Linked DNA regions of Homo sapiens: regions 2 and 3 are each linked to region 1. The links are chromatin contacts, found by Hi-C or POLR2A ChIA-PET in ENCODE. All regions are on one chromosome and are shown on one strand. The core of a region is the stretch at or near the end of the contact, and the rest is flanking DNA. Distances in the headings are between cores, read along the strand shown.

What was found. Hi-C counts contacts between places; a loop is a spot of excess contacts on that map. ChIA-PET counts read pairs that join two places held with the same protein, here RNA polymerase II (POLR2A). Pooled maps may share reads with other maps.
Region 2: a pooled map shows a loop between it and region 1 (2.3-fold over the local background). The contact joins the enhancer-like site here to the promoter of URM1 in region 1. A Hi-C loop is called at or near these places in 2 of 37 single-sample maps with no recorded cell type and 3 of 50 pooled maps. POLR2A ChIA-PET finds 5 or more read pairs at or near these places in 1 of 52 experiments (HepG2).
Region 3: a map of naive thymus-derived CD4-positive, alpha-beta T cell shows a loop between it and region 1 (14-fold over the local background). The contact joins the enhancer-like site here to the promoter of URM1 in region 1. A Hi-C loop is called at or near these places in 1 of 168 maps with a recorded cell type or tissue (naive thymus-derived CD4-positive, alpha-beta T cell) and 7 of 50 pooled maps. POLR2A ChIA-PET finds 5 or more read pairs at or near these places in 2 of 52 experiments (common myeloid progenitor, CD34-positive and naive thymus-derived CD4-positive, alpha-beta T cell).

Annotation. Positions count from the first base shown.
Region 1 is chr9:128,369,784-128,373,102 of GRCh38, forward strand. It overlaps URM1 (ubiquitin related modifier 1), which reads left to right and starts at 1,591. Exons shown (of 5, transcript NM_030914.4): 1 at 1,591-1,632. The coding sequence starts at 1,598. RefSeq lists enhancers at 1-762, 763-1,626, 1,690-1,789.
Region 2 is chr9:128,926,414-128,929,732 of GRCh38, forward strand. It overlaps PHYHD1 (phytanoyl-CoA dioxygenase domain containing 1), which reads left to right. Exons shown (of 13, transcript NM_001100876.2): 4 at 625-783. Among named protein-coding and RNA genes, the nearest start is that of PHYHD1, 7.1 kb to the left of the region's middle. Within about 2 kb of position 1,663, at least 5 of the 41 ENCODE cell types and tissues checked have a DNase peak (open chromatin) inside an H3K27ac peak, as active enhancers do.
Region 3 is chr9:128,901,099-128,904,417 of GRCh38, forward strand. The region is part of intron 2 of LRRC8A (leucine rich repeat containing 8 VRAC subunit A); the gene reads left to right. Among named protein-coding and RNA genes, the nearest start is that of PHYHD1, 18 kb to the right of the region's middle. RefSeq lists a silencer at 2,643-2,815. Within about 2 kb of position 1,738, at least 22 of the 41 ENCODE cell types and tissues checked have a DNase peak (open chromatin) inside an H3K27ac peak, as active enhancers do.

The DNA of each region.
Region 1 (3,319 bases), core at 341-2,840:
TTTGTATTTTTAGTAGAGACAGGGTTTCACCATGTTGGCTAGACTGGTCTTGAACTCCTGACCTCGTGATCCGCCCATCGTGGCCTCTCGAAGTGCTAGGATTACAGGCATAAGCCACTGTGCCTGGCCAACTTCATTCCATTTCTGCCCTGGGCTTTTTTTTTTTTTTGAGACAGAGTCTTGCTCTGTCACCAGGCTGGAGTGCAGTGGCTCGATGTCAGCTCACTGCAACCTCCACCTCCCGGGTTCCAGCGATTCTTCTGCCTCAGCCTCCCGAGTAGCTGGGACTACAGGCGCACGCCACCACATCCAGCTAATTTTTGTATTTTTTTAGTAAAGACAGGGTTTTGCCATGTTGGCCAGGATGGTCTTGATCTCTTGACCTCGTGATCCGCCTGCCTCGGCCTCCCAAATTGCTGGGATGACAGGCGTGAGCCGCCGCGCCCGGCCTGCCCTGAGCCGCCGCGCCCGGCCTGCCCTGAGCTTTTGCAACAGGCTCCAGTGGTCTCCGTGTCTCTTTCCTTATTCCCCTCAAATCATTCTCCATATTGCAGCCAGAAATTATATTTTAAAACACAATTCTAAAATGTCACTGTCTCCCAAAACCCTTCAGTAGTCTCCCACTGCTCCTAGAGACTGAAATGTTTACCTGCTTACAAGGCAGGGGTTGGCCCCTGAGCACCTTTGCAGCTCCCTCTCTAGATGGATGAAAGTCAGGCTCCCTAACTTCCACCTTCCTCTCCATGTTCCAGCATGTTCTCACCCAGAGCCTCTGGGCCTTTTGTCCTCCTCACTGGAATGCTCCTAGAGGTTTCTCTCCCCTCACAGCCACCTAGTTTACTCAGGTTTTAGAGCCCAGCAAGTCCAGTCTACTCAGTTTTCTTTTTGAAGTTCCTATAACTTCAGTTCCTTTATTTAAGTTTGAGGTTGTACATGTCTTAGTATGCTTATTTGATTACAGTTAGTCTCCCCGCTAGACTGTGAGTGCCCTAAAGGCAGGAACCTTGCCCATCCCCTTTACCACTAGCACCGATCAAAATGCCTGGCACAGGGAGGCGCAATGAACAGCTGTTGAACGAGTGACTTCCAAATCGACAGCAAAGGGGGCGGCTGGATAGCGAGTCGCCCGCTCAGGAGAGATTCTGGGTCGGAAATAAAGATCTGGGAGTCATTTATAATTCCAACCAGACGAGTAGATGGGCTGGCCCAAGCGGTGTGTAGACTGAAGAGATTCTAACTCATGCAAGATAAGCAGCTACGTGGCTCACGGTCACGTCGCAAAAAACCTGGGGGCTCTCCTCCGCCTGCTTGTGGTCCCGTACAAGGCGCTTCCCACCCTGGGTCTCTGAGCCCAGTCGGTGAAAGACGGAAGGAGACCGATTCACAGCCCCAACAGCGCCGGTGATAGTCCCTCTGCCACCCCTTTCCCTCCGCTGCCCTCCCCTCCCCTCCCCTCCCCTCGATGACTTCCTCCAACAGCTGACGAAGCTGGATCCCTGGGCACCGCCTCTTCCGTCCGCGGCACCCGGAGACGCCCGGAAATTTGCGGGCGCGCCGGAAGTTGAGGGGAGTTTCCTGCGAGCTCGGCTTCCTCAACATGGCTGCGCCCTTGTCAGTGGAGGTGGAGTTCGGGTGAGTCACAGAGCTGGGGCGCCGTGGGGATGGATTGAAGTCGTCGGGCCCAGAATTCCTTTCCTTCTGCCGTGGGGCCTGACACGGCCGAATCACTGGGTGTCCCAGTGCCCGCTGTGAGCTACGCTACCCGCCTAGGAGAGTCTGAGAGGCCAGTCTCTCTTGGCAGTGAGGCCGTCTGTCCGGAAATAGAGGCGCACATTGGGAGGGAAATGCTCTCTGTGTACCACTCGGTGCCCTGTGCTCCGCCGGAGTCGGAGGTCGTGACTGTTAGCAGGCAGCCTCTCTCTCTTCTTTTCCATTCCTATCTCGGACCAATCCCATCTGTTTGGCATCTGAGCTCCTAGAACCTAGAAGGACCACCCTCCACCCGCTGATTTCATTCTTTGGGCAGCAGTTTCTTTTTACACTGTTATTAAGGTCTTGTTTCTCGTGGGATGTAGTGGCCAGGGCGGGACTTTTTTCTTTTTCTTTCCTAAGACTTGGGGATGGTAAACAGACCTGAGCCTCCTTCAGGACAGTCAGTAAACTTGCTGATTGCCTTCTGCAGAACTGGAGTCAGGTGGAGACACGGGGACAAATAAGAAATCACACTGAAGGGAACTAACAGGGACAGTATAGTATACACAAGATGAAAAATGCAGAGATTGGGACACACACCAGTTACTGAAGAAACACAGAGCAGGGAGGAAGTCTACCCAAGGCACTATTTGTGCTTCCTACAAACAGGTTTGTCATATGGTTTCAAAGCTGAGGGAAACTGCAGAGCTTAGAGAGAAGGCAAAGAAACAGGCCTTGAAAGATGGGTGGTGTACTTTACAGTATCACGTGGAAAAGAGGAAATAGGTAGGGATGTGTGTGTGTGTGTGTGGAATAGGTAGGTGTGTGTGTGTGCCTGTGTGTGTGTAGATAAGCCAAGGTCTATGTGACAGGAAAAGTCTGGGATGGGAATCTAAAACCTCTGCCCAGTGCCTTTCTTCTCATTGGATGCCTCCCATTTCTTTCATGTTTTCCCTTAATTGGGTAGTTCATTCACCAGCCATTTATTGAGTGCCTACCATGTGCCGGGCAGCAAGCCAGACACTGAGGATACAAAGATAAATAGAAGTCTGTCCGTGCCCTACAGCGTTCAGCATTTCTGCCCCTTAGAAGGGGGGTAAGTCTCATGACTAAGTGCATTTTAATTGATATTGTCTGGCTGCTTGGATCCAATTAGAACTGTATTGGTCTGGACTCCTCACTGTTTTGCCTCACTGACCCTTGGCCCAGCTACACTCCCCAAAGCCTGGGATTCTAGGAGGATCCCTGCTTCCTTGACAGGCCTCAGCAGAGCTGGAAAGAGAGAAGCCACAGACTGCTGTGTTAAGATTTATCTGGGCCAGGCATGGAGGCTCATGCCTGTAATCCTAGTACTTTGGGAGGCTTGGGCAGGAGGACTGCTTGAGCCCAAGAATTCGAGACCAGCCTTGGCAACATGGGGAGACTTCATCTCTACCAAAAAAAAAAAAAAGAAGATTTATCTGCAGACAACTTGCCTTTCATCCTCATGAGTCAGACATGGTCTTTGTTTATCAACAATGTCTCTGCTAGGTACTGTGCTAGCTCAGTGGGGAAGTCATGTGAGGAAGATGGGGCCATTGCTCTCCAGAGCTTACAAACCAGCACAATTGCCCTTTTTCTGACCCAA
Region 2 (3,319 bases), core at 413-2,912, 560 kb after region 1:
GCCAAGTTTTTGTATTTTTAGTAGAGATGGGGTTTCACCATGTTGGTCAGGCTGGTCTGGAACTCCCGACCTTAAGTGATCCTCCCAAAGTGCTGGGATTACAGGCGTGAGCCACTGTGCCCAGCTTCCTTTTTCTTTTTCTTTCTTTTTTTTTTTTTTTTTTCGAGGTGGAGTCTCATCTGTTGCTCAGGCTGGAGTGCAGTGGTGAGATCTCGGCTCACTGCAACCTCCGCCTCCTGGGTTCAAGTGATTCTCCTGCCTCAGCCTCCCAAGTAGCTGGGACTACAGGCATGCACCACCATGCCCAGCTAACCATGCCCTGGCTGGTTTGAGACCAGCCAGGATGGTCTCAAACTCATGACCTCAAGTTATTGCCCGCCTCAGCCTCTCAAAGTGCTGGGATTAGAGGCATGAGCCACTGCACCCGGCCTCACTACTTGTTCTTCCATTCAAGCAGCCAATATTGATTGCTCTTTGCTGGGTGCCAGACTCCATGCCTGGGGTTGGGGACAGGGCAGCAAACAAGATACCTGGTCCCACCTTCACACAGCTGCAAGGTTGAGGGAAGGGTCAGACAGGAGCATTTGCAGACTGGGGAAGCCTGAGTCTCAAGCCTGCCTGCAGTTCCAACAGGATGGATTCCTGGTGCTGGAAGGATTCTTGTCTGCGGAAGAGTGTGTGGCCATGCAACAAAGGATTGGCGAGATAGTGGCTGAAATGGATGTTCCTCTCCACTGCCGCACAGAATTCTCCACCCAGGAAGAGGAGCAGCTTCGAGCCCAGGTAGGTGTCTGGGGCACATGAGGATGGGATGTGGCTTTTGAGGGAGGGCTTGGTCCCCGGCCAGAGCAGCATCGTGGAAGGGAGGATCCCAAGGCTCCAGGGTGTCAGGCCAAGCCCCTTACACACCTTTCCCTCGCTCCTCACTGGGAAGTTATCAAGTAGGCTTTATTGTCCTTTTTTTTTTTCTTTTTTCTTTTAAAACAGAATCTCACTCTGTTGCTCAGTCTGGAATTCAGTGGCGCGATCTCAGCTCACTGCAACCTCCGCCTCCCGGGTTCAAGTGATTCTCCTGCCTCAGCCTCCTGAGTAGCTGCACTTACAGGCATGCGCCACCAGGCCCGGCTAATTTTTGTATTTTTAGTAGAGACAGGGTTTCATCATGTTGGTCAGGCTGGTCTTGAACTCCTGATCTCCAGGTGATCCACCAGCCTCAGTCTCCCAAAGTGCTGAAATTACAGGCTATTATTATCCCCCCATTAGACAGTTGGGGAAAATTAGGTTCAGATCACTTGCCCCAAGCCACACAGTTAGTAGTGGACAGAGTCAGGATTTCAACCCAGATCTGTCTGATACCAAGTCCCTGCTGTTCCCAGCTTGGCTTTACTTTCTGTTTTCCGGCTGTTCTCTGGTCACCGAAGGCCACTTTGTGGCCAGCCACCTGGAATGAGCACAGTGGTCTGGATGACCCCCACCTGTGTAACTATCCCCCATGAGACTAGGAACTCAGATTTTCTCCCCCCAGTGACCGAATAGGTCACATGATAGGACCCAGTACAGTTTGCAATGGGTAAATTGAAGACTCTGGGGTCTCCCACACCGTTCTCTTGACCCTTCCTAGTCAGAGTTTATTATGAGCCTGCTTGCGCCTGGGCCAGGTGAGATCCTGGCACTCACGCCGAGGAGCACCTGCCATCTGGTGGGCATTAGCAGAAATACAACAGCCGGAAGCCATCCCAGGGAATGGGAAGAATGGGGTCTTGAGAAGGAAAAAGAACCAGTTAAGGAATGACAGTTTCTTCCAAAAAGCTGGTCTCATTTGCTGCACAGCTGCCTTCCATTCGGGGGGATACTGGGGGAAGCAGAGACAGCTCCTGCAGCCAGAGACAGGCAGGCCACTCAAGGGTTCCTAGGAGTAAGAAGGGCCGAATCCTGTGCCCTCCAAGCTGCCTTCAGAGACTAATGGGTTGTGGGGTGGGAAGAAAGTGAGAATAAAGCTGATATATTGGCCGGGCGCAGTGACTCACGCCTGTAATCCCAGCACTTTGGGAGGCCGAGGTGGGTGGATCATCTGAGGTCAGGAGTTTGAGACTAGCCTGGCCAACATGGTGAAACCCTGTTTCTACTAAAAATACAAAAATTAGCTGGGCCAGGTGATGCATACCTGTAATCCCAGCTACTTGGGAGGCTGAGACAGGAGAATCGCTTGAACCCAGGAAGTGGAGGTTGCAGTGGGCCAAGATCATGCCACTGCACTCCAGCCTGGGCAACAGAGCAAGAATCCTGTCTCAAAAAAAAACAAAAACAAAAACAAAAAACTGATATATCTTGGTTTATAATGCATGCAAAGAAAAGAGCTTGGCATGGTGCCCAGCACTCAGTAACATCCTCAATATTCACTCTTGATACTGTGAGAAAAAAAAAGATCAGTGGGCGTCCTGTTTCATTTTCTTGGGTTACCTCCAGCTTTCCTTGTTTGAGTTATTTTACAACACTGTAAGTTGGATAAAACTGATAATAATGCACATGATACTTGTCCAAGTAGGGGGTCAGTACCACTCTGTTCCAATCACGTTACCATGAACTGGGTCCTGGGGAATGCAATTATTGCCCTGTGGATAGAACAGTTGGGCAGCTGGGTGTGGTGGCTCATGCCTGTAATCCCAGCAGTTTGGGAGGCCAAGCAGGGAGGATCGCTTGAGCCCAGGAATTCGCAAACAGCCTGGTCAACAAAGTGAGACCTGTCTCTACAAAAAAATTTTTTTAAATTAGCTGGGCATGGTGGTATATGCCTGTGGTCCCAGCTACATGGGAGGCTGAGGCAGAAGGATCACTTGGGGCCAGGAGGTTGAGGCTGCAGTGAGCTATAATCATGCCACTGCACTCCAGTCTGGGTGGGTGATAAAGAAAGACCCTGTCTCAAAAAAACAAAACAAAACAAAAAACAGTTTGCATCTATCTCTAAATTCATTTCAAGGGCCAGGAGTGGTGGCTTATACCTGTAATCCCAGCACTTTGGGAGGCTGAAACAGGCAGATCGCTGGAGGTCAAGGGTTCAAGACTAGCCTAGGGAACATGGTGAAACCCGGTCTCTACCAAAAATACAAAAATTAGCTGGGCATGGTGGCAGGCGCCGGCGGTCCCAGCTACTTGGGTGGCTGAGGCAGGAGAATCGCCTGAACCCTGAAGGGAGAGTTTGCAGTGAGCTGAGATTGTGCCACTGCACTCCAGCCTGGGTGACAGAGCGAGATTCTATCTCAAAAAAAAAAAAATTCATTTCAGTTTCCTTAGTATCTACATACGTGTGTGTGTAATTCTT
Region 3 (3,319 bases), core at 488-2,987, 530 kb after region 1:
GGAGGTGGTGGTTGCATTGAGCCGAGATCGTGCCACTGCACTCCGGCCTGGGCGATAGAGCAAGACTCCATCTCAAAAAAAACAGACCGGGCACAGTGGCTCATGCCTGTAATCCCAGCACTTTGGGAGGCCAAGGCGGGTGGATCATGAGGTCAGGAGATGGAAACCATCCTGGCCAACATAGTGAAACCCCGTCTTGACTAAAATATGAAAAATTAGCCGGCCGTGGTGGTGGCGCGCCTGTAGTGCCAGCTGCTTGGGAGGCTGAGTCAGGGGAATTATTCGAACCTGGGAGGCGGAGATTGCAGTGAGCCCAGATCGTGCCACTGCACCCCAGCCTGGCAATAGTGTGAGACTGCCTCAAAAAAAAAATTTTTTTTTACCCTAGTGTGGTGCTACATGCCTACAGTCCAGCTACTCTGGAGGCCAAAGCAGGAGGATTGCTTGAGGCCAGGAGTTTGAGACCAGCCTGGACAACATAGCAAGACCCCGTCCCATTTAATTAAAATAATTCCATGGCCTCCTCCCAGCAGCCCTGCGTGGTATCATGCCCACCATGTATGTGAAGAAACTGAGGCTGCAAGCAGTGAAGAGCTTGTCCAAGGTCCCACAGAGAGGCTACCAGAGTCCAGGCCCACACCTTGGTACTGGCTTCCCCTCTTCATCCTCGGCAAGAGCCGTGTGGGAGGGAGCCTGCCCCTGTAGGGGGCAGGCAGGTGGCTCTGACCACCCGGCTGGCTCCTGTTGGGGTGGGGCTCCTTTCCCCACACCCTTGGGAACTCAACCCTGGATTTGGTGCCTGCACCCTCTTTCCTGATCTCCCCCGAAGCCCCATCAGAGAGGGGCAGTGACTTTTCCAGAATCACACAGCAGAGGACAAGGAAACGGGTGCAGCTGGGGGTGACCCCTCCAGACAGGTTACCCTTACCAGGGGTAGGCCCAGGCACCAGCCGGGCCAGGCCTGTGAGAGACTCCAGTCCAGGCCCTTCTCAGCTCTGCAGCCAGCCCCAGGCTCTGCCATTGGAACCCCAGGGCCCTCCTCCACTCCCCAGACACACTCAAACTGGAGAGAGGAACCTGAAGCAGAAGTCCCACCTTGATCATTTTTTTTTACCCCCGCTGGACCTAGCCAAGGGCTGAACAGAGTCCGGATGTTCCCAGACCAAGCACGGAGTTGGGGCGGGTGGTCAGAATCAGACCTGATTGGGACGGTGTTTCCTGCCTTGGGCAGGTGGTTTTGCCTCTGTGAGCCTCAGTTTCCCTCACCTGTGTGACTGAGCTGGGAACACTTCCTGCCTCAGAAGGAGGAGTCTGGGTGGTACAGACAAGCCCCAGGTCGGCGGGGCTGGGGCGGCTCCTCGCAGAGGAAGCAGGTGTTTCTGTGAGCGAACACACCCCACTCCCTGAACACGAGGGAGGTGTTGCAGTATCATTGTCACCACATCCTGCCCGCTCAAACAGCCGCGCCCGCCCTGGCTGTCTCATTCCAGACTTGGGGGCAGGCAGGCTGCTGCATGCACCGGGCTCCTCTCCTCCCTCTTCTGTTCCCCAGTCTTTAGGTCCTGGCCCTGGATGGGGACTCCAGGTGTCCACATGTCTCAGTGGAGGCAGCTGTGTGATTCAGAAGCTCTCCCAGTGCCACTTTCTTTCCCAGCAGTGTAGGTGGTGCGTGGACCCACCTGGTCATTAGAGGGCCCGGGCCTTCCTGTGGGGCGGGTGCTTGCCCTGGCCCGTGAGTCCTGGCATCACTAGGAGGACTGACTTCTGGCCTGGAGCTGCCAGCCCAGGGCGGGCGGTGGTGTCTGCTGGCCCCTTTGTGACCTGAGCGCTGGTAATGCTGAGGGGCGGGGAAGCTGCACTCCCAGTCCTGTTTCTCTTGGCACCGCCTGGGTGAGACCTTGGGCAGGCGGAGGGCAAGTCCCACATGGTGGCGAGGACCTGAGCCCGGTGGTAGAGGGACAGGCCTGCTGGGTTTGTTCTTACTCTACTCTGCCCCTTAATAGCAGGGGGATGTTGGCAGGTGATGTCACCTTCCTGAGCCTTAGCACCCCCATCTCTGGGATGGGGCTATAGAGGCCTGGCCTCTTGGGCATCAAGGATGACCCTAGGAGGGCCTGCAGGGGAGGCCTGCCTGGTGCCTGGCACACTTCCAGGCCCTCAGCACTGGCTGTGGCCATCATCACCCTTGCTGAGTGCCCCATTCCACCTGCCTCACATGGGGTCCTGCTCTGCCTTCCTCCTGTCCTCCCCATCCAGCATAGCCTAGAAAGATTGGGGCTGGGGAGTGTTTGGCATTTGCAGAGAGGTGCTGTTCTTTTTTTTTTTTTTTTTTGAGTCGGCACCTCGCTCTGTCACCCAGGCTGGAGTGCAGTGGCGTGATCTCGGCTCACTGCAAGCTCCACTTCCCGGGTTCACGCCATTCTCCTGCCTCAGCCTTCCAAGCAGCTGGGACTACAGGCGCCTGCCACTATGCCCGGCTAATTTTTTTGTATTTTTAGTAGAGACGGAGTTTCACCTTGTTAGCCAGGATGGTCTCGATCTCCTGACCTCGTGATCCGCCCGCCTTGGCCTCCCAAAGTGCTGGGATTACAGGCGTGAGCCTCTGTGCCTGGCCCGAGAAGTGCTGTTCTTAAAGAGTTCCTACCTAGGCCGGGCACGGTGGCTCACGCCTGTAATCCCAGAACTTTGGGAGGCCAAGGCAGGTGGATTGGTTGAGGCCAGGAATTCAAGACCAGCCCGGCCAACATGGCAAAACACCGTCTCTACTAAAAATACAAAAATTAGCTGGATGTGGTGGCGGGCGTCTGTAATCCCAGCCACTTGGGAGATTGAAACATGAGAATCACTTAAACCCAGGAGGCAGAGGTTGCAGTGAGTCAGGATCATGCCACTGCACCCCAGCCTGGGTGACAGAGTGAGACTGTCTCAAAAAGGGAAAAAAAAAAAGTTTGTTACTATTCTGGTTATTAACATTATCAGTAATCAAAGAAAGGTGGCCCATCATCTGGGCACCCCTGTTCCTCTCCTAAGAGAGACAGACACATTTGACACAGGCATTTAAAACTTGGTTTAGATAAAAATCTAGGTTCTGGGTTACAGTGTAAAGTAAAAATTGAATGTAAAGTAAAAGCACAATTTGGCCAGGCATGGTGACTCACACCTATAATCCCAGCACTGTGGGAGGCCGTGGCAGGTGGATCACCTCAGGTCAGGAGTTCGAGACCAGCCTGGCCAACGTGGCGAAATTCCGTTTCTACTAAAAATACAAAAATTAGCTGGGCGTGGTAGCGTGTGCCTGTAATCCAGCTGCTTGGGAGGC